2 separate regions of the Mus musculus genome follow, and region 2 is linked to region 1. A link is a loop called in an ENCODE intact Hi-C map of the cell type or tissue named here. Cell type or tissue: left cerebral cortex. All regions are shown on one strand. Links, peaks and the distances in the headings refer to the core of each region. The heading gives the core; the rest is flanking DNA.

Region 1 (8,589 bases), core at 406-8,405:
GAGGTTGTCAAATGGTGCAGCCAGCTTGGGGACATTCTAGAAGATCCTGAAAGGTCCAAGGCAGAATTACTAGACGTGATTATCTTTAAAGATTTATTTAAATTGTATGTGAGTGGTTGTTTTTGCCTGGATGTTTGAAGCATCTTCCCTGGGCCAGAAGAGGGCACTATTCTCTTGGAGCTGGAGTTACAGACAGTTGTGAGCCATCAAGTGGATCCTGGGAACTGAACCCAGGTCCTCTGGAGGAGTAGCCTGTTTCAACTAGACTGGCAGGCTAGTTAGCTCTTCATCCCCATTCTGGGGTTACACCTATGCAAAGCCTTAGTTCTGGCTTTTTTTTTCCTATGAGAATTTCATACATGCATACAATTATTTTTTTAAAAAACAATCATTATTTTTGAGACTTTCATACATAAGTACTGAATTTCATTCTCTCTCCATTTCTTTCCCATTCTTTTTATCCAGCCCAGGATTTTATCAGTGGTATGGTGTTGCCCACATTGAGGGTTCGTCTTCCCACCTCAGTTAATCTGGTTTAGACATTTCCTTAGACGTGCCCAGAAGTTTGGCTCTCAGGCGATTCTAGATCCTGTCACACTGACAATCAAACCAACTCTCTCAGTGCTTCTTGGTGGGGAGGCCCAGGAGGATGAAGCGAGGGTATGAGCTCTCTGTTCTGACCTGGGAGGGGAGGGAGAGATGCTTCAGCCCCTGCAGTTTTTGGACTAAAAAGTGTGTGATAATGATAGTCAGAACACCATGCAGATCTCAGTCATGGGCCTGGAGGGGAGACGACATGGAAGCTGGGCTGGGGATGGCTGGGGGTGATCAACTTCTCTCAGAAGAGCTGGTTAGAGGGTCCAGTTTCAGACCCTGACCTGGACAATGATGTCCCCAAGGCTCTGGGTAGGCAACTTGTTTCTCTCTGGATATTGGTTCTATCTATCCAAAGGCAATTGAATGGCCACGCCTGTGCTCGCATTTGGTGTAGTAACCGCTCTGTTCTGAGGGTCCTTGCCTCTGGGAGACCTTTTTTGGCCTGCTGGCTCTCCATAGGGCTTTCTGGACACTGATGGGCACAGGGCTAGCAGTAGACTTCATAGATCAGGACAGAGTGGCAGCAAGATATCGACCCTGGGGTGGAAGTGGGTGAGGTGGGGTCTATAGGGTGGCCGCAGTGGTCACAATGACCAAGGGAGGCTTTACCGAGGTTACTAACGCAAAATAAAGCAACCTCCCAAGGTTGGAGAGGAAGGTGTTCCAGGTGGAAGACAGGTGCTGGTTTCTTCAGATACCTTGTGAGGCAGAGGGTGGTATATGTGAGGGTTCCAGGATCCCGGTGAGGAGTCTGGAAGGCTGAGGCCTCCTGGCGAGAGCAGAGGCAGGTGGGTCATTGCTCAGAGGGGAAGTGTTCTCCTAGCCTCTGAAGAATGGCTTGAGGCTTAAACAGAGGCAGCTAAGCTGAATGGTAGGGTGCACTTTCCTTGAGGCTGAGATTGGCTCCTGAGTTTTCAGAAGCTCAAAGGAGAGGGCAAGGCTTGCCGTGGAAGCCCCTTCACCCTGAACTCCGTCTCATGCTCTCTGACAGTGGCCGCTCAGAATTGTGACTGGCGCTTACTTACTGTGACCTTGGGATCCACCTGCATCACTCCTCAGCATCATGGAATGTCTCAGCAAGAGGCAAGTGCTTCCTGCAGGTGGGGTACCCACCACCAAGAGTTTGAGGTGAAGAGATTTATCAACACGCAGCGTCTTTTGACAAAACAAGGCATTTTCTCTAAGTGATATTTGCAGCTGAAAGAGAACTCGACTTTTCAGATCTGTAATCTGTGTCTATTCAGAAACCCACCCCCATGTGGCCTCATCCTGTGTTTTATGAAATAAAGTCAAAATTGCCAACACACTTCCTTATATCTCTGTTTGGGAAGAGGATATGAATAACCGGGCTTGGTGGAAGCTGCTTGCTGATATAGACACACAGCTGTGAACTATTCCCAGCAGAATCAGCAGCAGCAGCAGTAGCAGCCCCCAGATGCCGGGTCTAGTTTCAGGATGTGTGACCATGGGGCTGCCCAGGAGGGACCAGGGTTGCTCTGCAGGGCCCAGAGACATGGTATTCATTTCCACCGTGCTTGTATATGGTCTGATATGTATAACTATCAGCCTAGGGAAGAGGGGATTGGGTGGGGAGCTGTCTGAATCTCTGCCTCACAGGGATGCCTGATGTTTGTGGCAATTCTTGGGTCCAGAAAATTTTATTGTTGTGGGAATCAGGCCTGCAGCATCTTTACCTGAGGCTACTGTCATGGATTTATCCTGACACTATTCTAAGGTGCCCACCTCACAGCCTTCCTCGATCTTTCTATGAGGAGCTGGGATCCCATTCTTTAGAACTGCAGGCCTCTCCGTTCAGGTCCTCTTCAGCTTCTGTTTGTAATATCTGGAGCACTGTGCCCAGGGAAGAAAGCACCCAGTAGCCAGGAAGTGTGCTATTCACTTAGTGGAGATAGCCTAGAGACCATCAGACTCTTGATAGGATAGGATCCCTGAACCCAGGCCGACCCTATGACCTTTGGACACCAGAATGGTCAGGAGCCTGAAGTTTGTGTGACAGATGGTGCTGTAAGCTCTCTCCACCTACCCTGGCCTCTACATCCAAGTCCACTGTGAGATGCCCCAACATTATACCACAGTGTTGAGCAAATTGCCAGTTGGTGTCTCCTAGTCACACCTGAAGAGGGACGGTCAGCACTATGGACAGCGTCTCCCAAAGCTGTCTTTAGATCCAGTTTCTGATTCCAGAATTAGTCACTCAATTCTTCTAAAAAAATTAATTTTTAAAATTTATTCCCGCTCACTGCTCCTCCCAGTCACACCCTCTCATAGTCCTTCCCTCCTCCCCTTCTCTGAGGGAGTGGGTTCCCCCTCGGGTATACCCCCCACCTAACACTTCAAGTCTCTGTGAGGCTAGGTGCTTCCTCTCCTACTGAGTCCACACAATGCAGCCCAGCTAGCAGAACATATCCCAGGGACAGGCAAGAGTTTTGGAATAGCCCCGTTCCAGTTGTTTGTGACTCACACGAAGACCAAGCTGCACATCTGCTACTATGTCCAGCCCATGTGAGTTCTTTGGTTGGTGGTTCAGACTCTGAGAGCTCCAAGGGTCCAGGTTACTTGACTCTGTTGGTCTTCCTGTGGAGTTCCTATCCCCTTTGGGGCCTGTAGGGGACTTTTATGGAAGAACAGGAGTCCACTTGATTCTTGCAGGTGCTGTCCCCTTCTCTTCCTCCCTCCTTTGAGGACAAGTCTGAGCACTCTTCACCTAGATCTGATCTCTGGAGGCCTGCCCTGACACAGGCAGTGGGCCTGGTTCCATGTATTGCACTGTTTGTCCACCCCCCCCTTTAAAAAAATTTTGCAACAAAATCATCAGGGATGGGGTGGGTGGGGGATGGCCAGGAGTCAAGAGTCCTGTCTTCATGGCTGGTGGCAGGAAGGCAATTGTCTCCAAGGAGGGCCAGCAGCACGGCTCTAAGTAGTGGCTCTGGAATCATGGTGGTGACGGAGTCCTGCGGAGGACACCCTTTTCTGCCTAGGCCTGAGTGTTGTCTGGATGTCCATCCTTCAAGACGCTGTACCTTACGGGCCTTAGGGACCACTCCGAGGTTACCATAGGGAGAGACTTGGCTGTCTCTTGCCTGAAATGCGCACACCGACCAGCAGAGGGCAGGCTTTTCTCAGCAATGAGCTACATTTCTCCAACGTGGCTTCTGATGACTGCAAATGAGCGTGCGTGCGCACCTGAAGGTCCACAGCTGGGACTCTGAGAATTATCACGCAGGGAAGGCTGTGTGGGTGTTTGTAAGGCAGAGCAAGGTGTGTGCAGGGGACCCACAGACTCTTCAGGTTGCCCCGACAGTAAGGACATCGGTTGTGGGATTTCCCCCAGGCTTCTGAGGTAGAAATCACTGCATCTCTCCGGCCAGTTTTACAAGCCTCTTCCCACAGCAGACCCTCCTCTGCAGTACAGCTACCCATGGTGAAGATCTGTCCCTGTGGAGAAGCAGCCGCTGGACTTTCTTGAGGCTCTGCAAGTCCCGGCCACAGCAGGTGTACACCCTCACGGTCATTTGCAGCGTAGGATGCAGGGTCCATTCCTACCCGACAAATGTGTCTGCTTCCCGTGCCTGGTTATCTCTGCTCCAGTTAGATTTCTCTTTTGATGTCTGGGGGGCTTCAGGAACAGCTAAACTCCCCCATGCCTGGCCCCCCAAGTCAGCAGTTAGCTTTGCTGAGACTGAGCAGTTTCAGAGGACTGATGGGCAGCTTGGCTGAGGGGCGAGGGAGTTCCTGGAGGGAAGCTCGGTGCCATCTTTGGGTAGAAGGAGTGTGTGTGGTGGGCTCATTAAGGAAGCCTACCAGTTTTAGAGCTGCCTGGGCTCTGCTTCATCTGCCTGGACCACTGGGCACAGGGAGGTCTTCTTTGCTTAGCTGCTGCCCTGGCACGTGGACTGACTTCTGCTCTCTCATTTCTCAGCTGGACTCTTAGTGCTGATATTTCTCTTCTTTCCACCTTGAGACTGTCACTCAGCCATGTTTGCAGTGTGCAAAAACATTTACTTTTTTTTGGGAAAAAAAAAAAAGAGTGACATCCTTGCAATACTGTCCCCGGTGTGGCCATGATGGTAAGTAACATTGAGACTGAGTGTCACCATCTTTGAGATGGTACTTACTGACCTGTGACCTGTGTTCCTTCAACCCTTGATACAGAAGAGATGGCACACGAGGCAGAGACACTCATGAGATTTCAATTCTAGTCAGAACAGGGGCCCAAGTGGAAAGAAGACAGCTTCTCCCTGCTCGCATGGGGCTCAAAGGCTGGCCAGGAAAGCAGGTAAGCAGATGTGTGGTCCTGGTCCCGAGACAACGGTTACAGTGCTGAGTGGGTCCAACGGGGCCCAGGAGGAGCGCAGCAACTCAGCTGACAGCTCTGGGAGAGACATGTCCTAAACTGAGGCTTCAAACATAAGAGCCAAGCTGGTCCTATCTAGGGGGATCCGAACAGAGGGTTTCTGAAGGAGGGATTAGTGTGTACCAGGCTCTGGAGATAGATGATTCTGAACGCACTGCCCAGTAACTCCAGTGACCACACTAGCGAAGCCTCCTGAATCCCAGGTGTGCAAGCGGTCAGAGCACAACATGGGGCCTGCTTGTTCTGTCCATGAGGAGCCGGGAGCCTAGTTTCTTCTGTCAGTGACTTCTCTATCTTTTACAAGGTTCTAAAGCTGGGCTGAGATCTCCTCTGTCCAGACAGAGAGGAAAGGAGTCCAGGATGCTATCTACAGAGTTCACGGACCAGTATGGAAATGGTGCGGCCCCTTTACAAGAACCCTAGACATCCCTATACCATAGGAGGCTAGGAGATGCCACGTGTCTGTGTCCAGGTATGATAAGAAGTGGATTTGGGGACCTGGTGGCCTGTTGATGCCATACTGTGTTCTCTTGACTAGCACACAATGGCTCTGCTCATAGAACCATTTTTCCCACTCATAGAACACACCCCAAAGGTCTTCATTAGACCACACATGCCTCTAAGTCCCAGGTCCCTGAGATAGCTGTCTTTGATATACATAAGCTGCAAAATGAAAATCTTCTTACAATTACACATAATTATGAATAGCCAAATGCATAAATGGAATAGAGAATATATATATATGTATGTATAATATATATATATAATACATATATATATGTATGTATAATGGGAGGCTCACACAGCAAATCTAGCAGTGTGTTCAAAGAATACTATACATCAAGACCTTGCCTGAATGCAAGGATGGTTTGACCTATGAACTTTGTTCAATGTGATAGACACTTTTAACAGAATGAAGGAAAGAAGCCAGATGACAGAGGAGAACCCCTTTATAAAATAGAAAATATGATTCAAAAACCAAACAAACCCACAAACTAGGAGCAGAATAAAACCACCTCGGCACGATCAAAGCCATCTATGATGCACATCATACTCACAGGTCAAAGGTTGAAAGTTTCTCCCTGAGGTCATGAAGTAGAAAATCCCAAAACCGCCACAAAAATCTGTTAGAACTAATATGTGAACACAGTATTTAGGTGTCCAAAATCGCACAGTACAGAGTCAACACAGGAAACCAGCTACTCTCTATATACTGACAGTAAACAATAAGAAAATAAGAAAAAAATTCTTTTTGTAACAACATGATAAGAAATAAAATTCTTAGATTTTAAAAAACTGTACCAAAGAAATGAAAGACTTTGGGCTGGAGAGATGGATCAGTGGGTAAGAGAAGTGACTGCTCTTTAGAAGGTCCTGAGTTCAAGTCCCAGCAACCTCATGGTGGCTCACAACCATCTGTAATGAGATTTGACTCCCTCTTCTGGTGTGTCTGAAGATAGCTACAGTGTACTTACATATAATAAATAAATAAATCTTAAAAAAAATGAAAGACTTGTACTGTGAGAAACTCAAAGCACATAAAAAAATAAATACAGGCTAGAGGGATGTCTCAGCTGCTAAAGGTTGGGCTCATATAAAACAAACAAACAAACAAACAAACAACCCAGGAAGACACCCCATGTTTCTTGACATCTTACCTATGTTAGGTTCAGTAGTTAAGACATCGATATTATCCAAGGCATTTGATCCAAGGTCTGCAGATTTGGTGGCATCCCTCTTAAAATCTCAATGGATTATTATTATTATTATTAATTTTACTAAAAAAATCAAAACCTCCAACCCAACCCAACCAACTAAATAAATGAGAAACCTAACCTAACTAGAAAAAAGAAAATCCATTTTAAACTTTTTTTTGGAATCTCAAGGAACTCTGAAGAGCCATGAGAAACATCCAATAAAGCAGAGAGGTGGCTGACAGACACACAGGCTTTTCTTTACCTGGAATGTCTTGGAAGGACCCCAGCTTGGCACTGTTGGGGTGGTAGAACCTGTTAGGAGGTAGCACCTGTTGGGGGGACTTCAGGTCGCTGGGGCCCCTTGAAGGTGTCCTTGTCCCCTCTTGAAGACTCCTGACCTGCTTCTCAGCTGCCACAGGGCACATCCTCCTTCCTGTGTTCCTGTCTCGATGAGCTGTTTTATCACAGGCTCAAGAGCGGTGGTGTCCGTGAAGTATGGCTGGAACCCTTAAACTGTTCATCAAGACAAGCCCTATCTCAGGCTTGTTGTGACAGTCAAAGAAAGCTTGGAAGAGAAAGTTAGCATGACTAACACATGCTAAAGACAGAGGCGTAGCTCTAAAGGAATAGAGCAGAGAGCCCCAGAAGACAGCGTCACAGCCATGATCATGACAGGGGTGTGTAGACCACTGAGTTATCAAAAGGGAAGTTTGTTCAACAGTCCTTTGGGGACACTAGCTATCTGCATGTAAAAGCATGAAACCCAGCCCCCACCTAGAGTCATAGGTAAACATTAACCAAACTGAATTGCAGACCAAGCAGGAGAACCAATACTCTTGGAAGGAAACAGAGGTGAAAAGCTGCCTGGTTTATCTGGACAGCGAGTTCCTAACCGGGATGCAAAGGACAGCAAAAGGAAGAACAGGTAAATTAGACATCATTGAAAAAAAAAAAACCCTTATGAGTCAAGGGACACTTTTAAATGAGTGAGAAGGGGGATCTATGTGCTGGGAGATAGCTGATGGGAGATTAATGTTCCGAACACACAAAAATCTACAGCTCAACAACAGAAAAATCCACACAATTAAAACACAGGCAAAGGAGTTGGCCAACATTTCCCTGGAGGAGACAAACAAATGTCCAATAAAGAACACAGAAGATGCTCAATAGCCAGACTCACCAGGGAGACGGAAACCGAAGATAGAGCAGTTGAAGTGGCGGGAAGGAGATGGTGGGGGCTCCCGTGTGCTTCGCCAAACTCACAGTTCACAACAGTTGTGGGAATAGTGTGTGGAGGTCACAGACATCACTGGGAAGCCCATTCCTGGCTTCACACCATGCTCAAAAGAATTGAGAGCTGAGACTTAAATAGAAGCAGTCTGTATGTACTCACGGTCATTGAGTAGAATCCACAGCCCATTGAGTGAGTGGAGGACGGGACACCTGACAGAACACCACACAGCCTCAGGAGGGAAGGGAGTCTGACACACGCCGCAACGTGGATGAACCTCGAAGATGTGCCGAGTGTGCCGAGTGAAATCGGCAGACAGAAGGGAAGGTGTACAGCATGACTTCAAGTCTGAGGGTCAACCCCCAGTGTCATCGAGCTTAGGGACAGAAAGTGGAATGGAAACATCCCGGGCTAGAATATCCGGAGTTGGTTCAACAGGGACAGATTCAGCTCGGAGGGTGATCATGACCAATGTTGTGGCTCAGGACAGCAGTATCTCAGTGGTTGCTGGGACAGCAGGAGCAGGGTGGGGAAGGGGCTGGTGGTCTAGTGTGCTAGTTCTTACAGGATGACGCGAACAGTGGAAGCTGGGTACCCAGTAGTGATGTGTTTATAAAAAGATAAACAGAGGTGGGATATCTTTTATGGATGTGTAGTCAGGTATGGGGGGAGGGGGTAATCTCGGCGGG
Region 2 (8,589 bases), core at 406-8,405, 510 kb after region 1:
GGGCTCAGACTCTTGCCCTCTGTAGCATCACCTCTCAAATGTCTCCACAGCTGTGTCTCAGTCAGAGCCTATCTAGATATTCCCCACTGGCCTCAGGTGTGCAGCGGGATAGATTACCTCTTATGCCGAGATGGTGTGCCTCTTCTCACTGGAGCGGTGGGGTGGCAGTGGCATCCAGCAGATGACCCTCCTGCACAGCTCACAGGATGTCTAGAGTGCTTCATATAAGCCTCTCCACTGTGTCTCTCTGAGACCTCACAGGGGACTTTGCTTCAGAAGTATCTGTTTATACCAGAGCAGAAGCATCTCTGCAAACAGCCCTTTCTGCATGTGCCCCAGCCTTTCATCCGCTGTGTCTCTTTTCTTAGTGTTTTGTACCTTTTTTTTTCTTGAGAGTTTTTATTTCTTTCTTACGCTGTGTTCTCAAATACATTTTATTTGCTACCTTAGGACCCATCACTAGTGTCCCTTGTTGGGTTCCCACTGAGCCCGATGTGGCCTATGAGCGCCCCCTCCTGGCAGATCCTGTGTTCCCCGGCTTCAGACCTGGGGAAAGCACTCATTCTGCTCAGGACTATCTGAGCCTCTCTGGTCTTATCCTGGAACCAGGCAGTTTCTCAGGAGTCCTTGATACAGTCTAAGAACTTGTATAAGTATACTCCATAAGAACTGCAGCGGCATCGAGACCTCTGGTCAGGTGGGAATGAACATCTGACTTTTGTTTTCTTTCTTCTTATTACATATAGGTCCATTTTCAGGCATGTATGTCATGTATCTTGTGTACCCCTCCCCATATTCCACAACCCTTCTTCTTCTTACTCCTTGCCGTACCATTTGTCCCTGTATTCTCCAAGACGTTCTCACGGGGGATGATACGAGGAAGAGTCTCTTTAAGAAGCTCTGGTCCAGTTTAAAGCCGCACCTCCCAGTTCTCCTCAGCACATTCTCCTCCGGGGACATTCTCCTCCCAGCTGTGTCTCTGCCCCGTCTGTTTGCTCGTTTGCCCTGTTTAGCAATCACACAGAATTGTCTCATATTTATAATCAAACACCGCAGTCAGCACAAATATACAGGCAAAAATCTAAACATCAACATCTATTGTCAGTTTTTAATGTCCTCAGAAGATAGCCTTCTAATTTTGCATAATTAGAAAGCAGTTTTCATAATTCATGCGAATTCATTATTTTTTCTTATCTCTGTGTCATCTGCTATACACAAACACAACTTTTGCTCTTTCTCCCTCCCTCCCTCACTTCCTCTCTCCCTCCCTCCCCCCTCTCTCTCTTTCCCTTCCTTCCTCCTTTTCTCCCTCCCTCCTTCCCTTCCTTCCTCCTTTTTCCCCCCTCCCTCTCTCCCTGTCCCCCTCTTTCCCTCCCTCCCTTTCCCTCTGCCTTCCTCAACCTTCCCTCTTTTTTTTCAGCTTTAGATATTGCCTTACTATATTCAGGTTCATTATTGAATATTGATATATTTCAGATTTAGGCTGTAATACATTTTTTTTGCAACTGTAGGTGTGCACGTGGGGTGTGCAACTCTGTACTATGTGAATGATAGTATGTGTGCATGTAGTGTGGATGGTATCATGTATGTGCACATGTGTGTGGTGTGGATGGTGGTGGGTGTGCATGTGCACGTATGTGTCCTCAAACAGATATGTGTGTGTATATATGCGTGTGTGCATCAACACAAAACCCTTCCTTTTAACTAAGTTCTACCTCTCCTCAGAGAGGGACATCAGGTAACAGGCATTTTGCCAGTATAAGCAATGTAATGATGATTGTGTTTTTATCATAGATACATTCCCTTGAACAAGTTTTGGGTAGAGAGGTGAGTGTCTATGGAGGGATTCACCTCCGTAGGCTGCCATGGGGTCCTGGCCATGGCAGCGTGTGCCACACGGAGTGACTTTATTTTGATGTTTTGTGTAGGTGGCTCGGAGACAGAGTGTTCATGCCCTGTGCTCACAGTGAGAGAAGAAGAAGAGGGAGTGGAGGGAGAGAAAGGAAGCTCAGTAACGGCAGAGGCAAGAGCAACAGAGGGAAAGAGGAGGGCTGGAGGAGGAGGGTGGGGGAGAGAGGTTTGGGAGATGCAGATCCGACTAGAAACCAGAGTAGCTGGCCAAGGACTCTAAGCCATGGGCCTGGCTGGTTATGAAGCCTTTTAGAGGAGGCCTTACCAGCTTAGAATCTTGCTGCCCCCTGCCTTTCTTTGCCATACTTCACAATCCTCTTCTTCAGGGTACCCCACGGCCCATCTTTGTGGCTTCACCCCTTGAACACTGAAGCTGCTCCCTGGCCTGCAGCTTCTGATTTACACCTCTAGATAGAAATCCCAAGTCCCTTAAAGAACACACAATGACAGCCCCCGGTCTTGGTGACCTTTGTCCTGGGTCACCTTTGCCCGGCATCAGCTTAGACACTGGCTCCTCGGGAGCTCTACAGGGTGACCAGAGGATCCCCAGGCAGGACACTCTGTTGGAATGTCATTCTAGTGCTGCCCTTCCGAGTGGTTCCGGCCCCGGGCTGACCTGGTGGTGTTTCATCTTGCTGTCATTGACTTACCAGCCCTGCACAGGTGTGGTTGCTATTTGAGGACCTATGGCTGCCCATAGCACACACCTGGCTTAATACCTCTGTCTCGGTTTCTTTCACTGTTCTACAGACCCATGACCTTTATGCTGCATAGAATCGGTTCTGGAAGCAGGTTGCAAAAAGGTAATGAAGAGAATGTATATAAACCTAGCTAGGACCACAGGGCAGACGGCACTGATGGGAGTGACCCTGAACACACCTCCCTGTGCCCTGAGATTCCCTGCCAGCCCTGTTTGTTTAAGGTAGGGCCTGAAGGGGAGCATGCATGATCTAGGGAGTGACTTAAGAGGAGTGAACTTCCACAGTGAGTGTGCAAACGGAGGTGTCAGTGAAGAAAAACACCAGAGTCACTCAGTTCGGCCATGCTCTATCAAGTGTATCTTCCCAAAGTTTTCTGGAATAACAGGACACAGGTAAAATGGGCCATTTATTCTGAGATTGCACACGTGAGACTCCAGTGATTTTACCCTTTCACACAAAGAATAAGCTTGGGCGTAATCTCTCCCATTTCTGACTGTCTGGGGAAACGGTGACCATCATTTATTTCAAAACTATTTTGGTCAATTGTCACTTTATTTTCTATTTGGGCTGGAGAATAGAGCGTGGTATCCAGACGCAGCGGCTGCCCTTTAACTGCCGCCGAGTGAAGGTTTGCTGGAGTTCTGGCTGTGCCCGTGGACAAAGCTGGCTTGCTTCATGTGGAAGAATGGCCTACGTTAACCAGGGTCACTAGTGTGTGTGTGTGTGTGTGTGTGTGTGTGTGTGTGTGTGTGTGTGAGAGAGAGAGAGAGAGAGAGAGAGAGAGAGAGAGAGAGAGAAGAAGAAGAAAGTGACTATCCCCCATGATAAAGTCTCAGTAACAAGGCTACCATGCTGAGGACATGACCAACAGGCAAGAATTGCTTTGGGGCCATGAGTGCAAGAAGCAAGAATCAGTTCATGATGGGATCTGCGTGACTAGATTCTCTCCTGGCTTGAGTTAATATACATTAAGGGTGAGAAGCAACCAGCCTCCCTGACCCTCAGTAGCTCAATTCCTCACTAGACTGGGCCACCACTGTCCCTCTCTACCTGGTCTCATTTCTCCCTAACCTCTGCTCTGGTCCTGTGTCAATCCAGCCCCAGCAGCGTCTCTCCTTCTCCCTTCTGGTTGACTGGTCCTGGTCCTGCTTAAATCCATGTGAGAAAGTTAGGAATCCCCTGGGGTTCTCAGCAAGAGCTCAGGGAGTCAGCTGCGTGCTGTGTACAGGGATGTGGCTAATGCTGTCCTGGGGAAAGAAGTCAGAGGTTGTGGGTTGGGCTCTGTGCTTCCTAGAGGGTCAGCTCCTCCTAACACCAGCCCCCATTGCCACAGTATAGCCCCAAGGGGATTTATAAGTCCAGTTTTGTGTCTTTATGGAGTGCAGCAGCAAAATTCTTATTTTGTTGCCTGATGCCAGGAACAAATGCTGACCTGCTGAAACCCAGTAAGTATCTTTTCAAAGCAGTCCTGGGGCGCCTGCATCCTGGAGGCTGTTCCCTGTCTTGAGCTTTTCTCTGTGATCTGCTGCTTTGCTGAGGAGACAGAACAAGGGATGGCTGTGTTTACTTCCTGGACTTGGAGAGCACAGGGGAGCACCTTGGATGAATCCCTTGACCAGAAGGGATATGGGTGCATGTGTTGATCAGCGGGCTCAGTCTTGTTTAGCTTCGGTACTCTGTGGAGTTACACTGTTGGGATCCAAAGCTGGACAGCCAGGCCTCTCACCCAATCTCTTGTCCACTATCCTTGTATCCCTTGTGCCTTAGAAGACCTTAGCTGGGCTCCAGAGGGTCACACTGAGTTGTCCACACAATGATTGCCCAAATCATTGGCTAAACAACACCCCCCATGCCAAGGCAGTAAAAATGACAGAGTGTAAAGCTGAAGGGGGGGGGGTGCTTGGGTCAGAGGTGAAAGGAGGTAGTAGACCCGGTTGGCTTCAAGCTTCCTGCATGATGTCTGTCTCCTTCCTGGCTGTATGGGTCAGAGAGGTGTTCGTCCCAGCTGAGCACTGACCATGGAAACAGAAGCTCAGCACCAGGACTTCCCCATATTTGGCCACTCTCGGCTGCCACCCCATGTCCTGCTACCCTAAAGTTCATCACATGCCTGACTGCCCTAGATTCTACCTCATGTCCTGCTTCCCTGGGGTCCACCACATACCTGGTCACCTTGCTCTTCTGACTCTGCACCCTGCTGTGTAGAATGACCACTCGGGCTAAGAATCCCCACGTACTCAACTTTCACTAAGGCCAAGTGACCACTGGTCAATCTGCTTGTAACCTCTGTAGCCAAGGGGCTCCTCTCAGTCCCTCAAACCTCTCATGGTACTACTTCTTCTGTATCTCTTCACATCCTTCCTGCAGGACCCTCACCAGAGCTCATGCTGCAGCTTTACCTGTGAGGTGAACCAATGGGCTGAGCAAAAGCCATGATATTCTCCTTTAATGTCCACCTTTTAAATCAGTATGATACAGATGAGAGCCAGGCCAGTGTGCGCCCCATTTGCTGGTCAGCTGGGCTGATGGAGTTCTCTAGAGTCCCCAGAATGCTGGGTCATGTAGTTATCTGGCCAGATCTGCTTGGAAATCCCAGGTCTGCTTGGATTTCCTTATTTGGATATGCATGGATTTCAGGACCCTCTACCCTTAGACTCCTCATGAACACTGTGACCTCTGATCCAGGTGGCACCTGCATTAGGAACCAGCGACCCTGGCTCTTAGGGATTTTTTTGTTTTGTTTTTGTTTGCTTATTTGTTTGTTTGTTTGTTTTTTTAATGTCACAGCCATGTACCCAAACTGCCTGTGTTGAGGGTGGGTTCTTCCCTGCTCTCTCAGGTCGTCTCCGTGCCATTCCACAGCTCACAGTCCTAGGAATCCTCCAGCTAGCAAGGAGGGTGAGAGTGGCCTGCTCCCCACCTTTGCATCTTTGACGGGCTGTGAGTTGTTTTGGTCATAGTCCTGATGACAGTGAGGCAGAGGTGTCTGACAGGATTGTGGTCACCCAGCTGGCTCAGCATCAGGGTGAGAAGGGTATGGCCTATTGAGGTCATGGACCACTTTACTTCTGAGAGGAAGAGATGAAGCATGGGCAGCCAAGCACATACCGCTGCAGACACTCCTGATCTTCAGGGGCCTCAGCAGTCTCTTTGAGGCCTTCAAATGACTGGACTAGATCCCCTCACATTATGGAAGGCCATGTGGTTAAGATTTTGCCTCAGACTCAAAGCTCTTCCCTGTAGTGGGATTGGCCAAATGCTAATTGTATTATAATGTTAATTTTGGTCCCCCAAAATGCTTATATCAGTGTCTGCACATAAGACACTGAGGGGCCCTGCCCCCCAGTTGGTTCTGGTTTGTAAATAAAAATTCCAGCAGCTAATGGCTGGGCAGGGTAGACAGAAGCAGGATTTTTAGGATTCCTGGGCAAGGGACAGAGAGAAGGAGATCTGCCATGTGGGGAGGAGATGGAGAAGAGAGACACCATGCCTGAGAAGAGTCGAGGACAGGGAGGCATAGTCAGCATGTGAGGGAGCCAGGAGAGTGTGGCCCAGTTGGGCAGCCCTCTGGGTCCAGGGAAGCCATGGTAGAATATAGAATTTAGTAAGTGATAACTCTGGATTATTGACGGGAAGTGGATTGACCATGTGGAGGTTAGGAAGTGGCCAGCTGTTGCACTGTTTAGGGCTTATCAAAATATAAAGGCTGTGTGTGTGTGTGTGTGTGTGTGTGTGTGTGTGTGTGTGTGTCTTTCATTTGAGAACACAAAGCACTGGGGCAGGAAGCAGAAACCTACTGCCTGGGGTGGGTTCAACACTTCCCTGTGTCCCCAGCTTGCCATCTGCCCAGAGCTGTCAGAGTCCCAACCCCAACAGTCTTATGAACTGGTCACTTAACATTTCTTACAATATCTTCAGTTCCCCACAGGCATATACACACATATGCACATGGGTGTACCAGTTAGCTTTCTCATGGCTCTGACCAGACATCTAGGAACTACCTTAAGGGGAAGGAGAGGTAGCAGGGGCTCGTCCTCTCTACACATCCTGGAGAAGAAGCAAAGAAAGGTGGATGCCAGGGCTCGGATGAATTTACTCTTTCATATTTCAGTCTAAGACCGGAGCCCATGAGCTACTGCTGCCTCTAAGTAGTAGGACTTCTTCTCTCAGTTAAACTCTCCCTGGAAACACTGTCACAGACACAAGTGTGTCCGGGCGGTACCCTAAACTCTCCAAATCCTACCAAGTGGACAGTCAGAATTAACCTCTGTGACTTGTGAATTCTTTTCAAGCAATGCTGGGTATCAGACTCAGGGCCACACACATGCTAAGCAACTGCTCTACCACTGAGCCAAATGTGTGTATTTTGGACAAGTATATCCACAGGTGAATCTGTGGGTATGTGTTCTAATGGACACACATTACTTTCTCTGAAGAATGCTGGTATGCTCAAGGTTCTTGGCCAAAAGTAAATAAATCAGAAAAAAGGGCTGGTGGGCCAGGAGGAGGTCATATCAGGCAGGGCAGAGAACCCATAATTGGATTTGCCAACATGGGCGCCTTTGACAAGTCCAATTTCTGCAGCACTGACAGCCTAAGCCTGACAGTGTGGGTGAGGAGAAAACAGGACAAGGAGGAGTGTGTTCATGATGGAAGACCTGATCCTGTAGCCCTATATGGGGGAGACAGGGAAGCTGATGGGTGAAATGCATGTGAGTAACATATAGGCAACATTCTCTCATGGAAGGGGCCAACCACGGAGCCCATAAACAGACTAAGCAGGGAATCTGCACATCAGACTAGAGAGTGGACTGTATCTGGCTCATGTCCTACACTCTCCCCTTTTGTCACCCTCAGCAAGAGTGAACATGGGTGACCTCATGAAAGCAGAGAGAGAATGCCTTTCAATGGCTCAGCTACCTCTAAAGCCTGCCCACAGCTGGGCAGCTGTGCAGGGCAGTGTGCCACGATCTAGAAGCCCTATTGTGGCAGGCCAGTCATCCTGGCCCTGACTCCCAGTCACTTGGGCAGCTTCCTGCTTGGGAGGCAGATTTGATCCTCAGCTTGGGAAGAGGGCAGATTCAGGAGGAGAAAGAACAGAGCTTTTGGAGGGCGTGACTAAAAGCTCAGCACACCGGTAGTTTAAATGGCGATGCTCCTCATGTAGAACCATCCTGGTGTGCAGGATGGGGTCAGAGTAAGACTCTGTGGAGTCTGTTTATTCTAAAAGGGGGGGGTCTTAGAAACAGAAAATGTGTGCAGGCCAACTAGAACCATACACCGGGGATACCCTGGGGAGCAAGCAGACATCTCTAAGGATCAAGAAAGAGTCTATCTCAGCAGTTCTCAACCTGTGGGTCACGACCCCTATGGCAAACTTCCATCTCCAGAAGTATTTGCATTATGATTCATATCAGTAAAAAAATTACAGTTATGAAGTAGCAGCAAAAACAGTTTGATGGTTGGGAGGGGTCACCAGAACATGAGGCACTGTATTAAAGGGTCACAGCATTAGGAAGGTTGAGGTTATATTTTCATTCAGTCTTTGGTCAGTCCTATTAGGAATAAGGGTTGCCACTTCAGGGTCCTGTAAGCAGAACTCTCAGAGTCTGGTGCACCCTGCCCATGGGGTGAATGCTGTCTCTGGATGCATGCTGCCTTGGCTTTCAGACTGTTTGTACTCTGCATGATGCTTTGGGCAGTTACCACGGTACAGAAGGCTGGCACAGGCCACAGGGCTTCTTGCTTTCTTAGATACCAAGATTCAAGGTGGCCACACAGTTAACCACCAACGAGCTTATGGCCAACAGAAAAGACTATAAAGGGAATTGTCAGTGGGTCAATGGGTCAAGAACAAGAACCATGGATTAAAGGCACACTGGAAGGGACATCTGCACACACACTGCCTCCCAGGGAAAACTCCCAGGTCCAGAGGAGGGTGGCTAGGCTGATGTATATCAGTCCTGAAGCCTCGTGG

The links. Peaks named below come from ENCODE experiments on the same cell type or tissue, not always from the same donor. Only the 100,000 strongest peaks of a DNase experiment are listed, where the experiment ranks them.
Region 2: a loop joins it to region 1, with 4 times the contacts of the local background. A loop is called at or near these places in 4 of 42 quality-filtered maps.

What each region holds. Positions count from the first base shown.
Region 1 is chr15:88,646,357-88,654,945 of GRCm38, reverse strand. No RefSeq gene overlaps it. Among named protein-coding and RNA genes, the nearest start is that of n-TMcat4, 9.1 kb to the right of the region's middle. In left cerebral cortex, for the core only: a CTCF peak has its summit at 3,710 (motif pointing right); DNase peaks (open chromatin) are centred at 1,856, 3,745 and 7,293.
Region 2 is chr15:88,138,239-88,146,827 of GRCm38, reverse strand. No RefSeq gene overlaps it. Among named protein-coding and RNA genes, the nearest start is that of Gm35772, 71 kb to the right of the region's middle. In left cerebral cortex, for the core only: a CTCF peak has its summit at 506 (motif pointing left); a DNase peak (open chromatin) is centred at 515.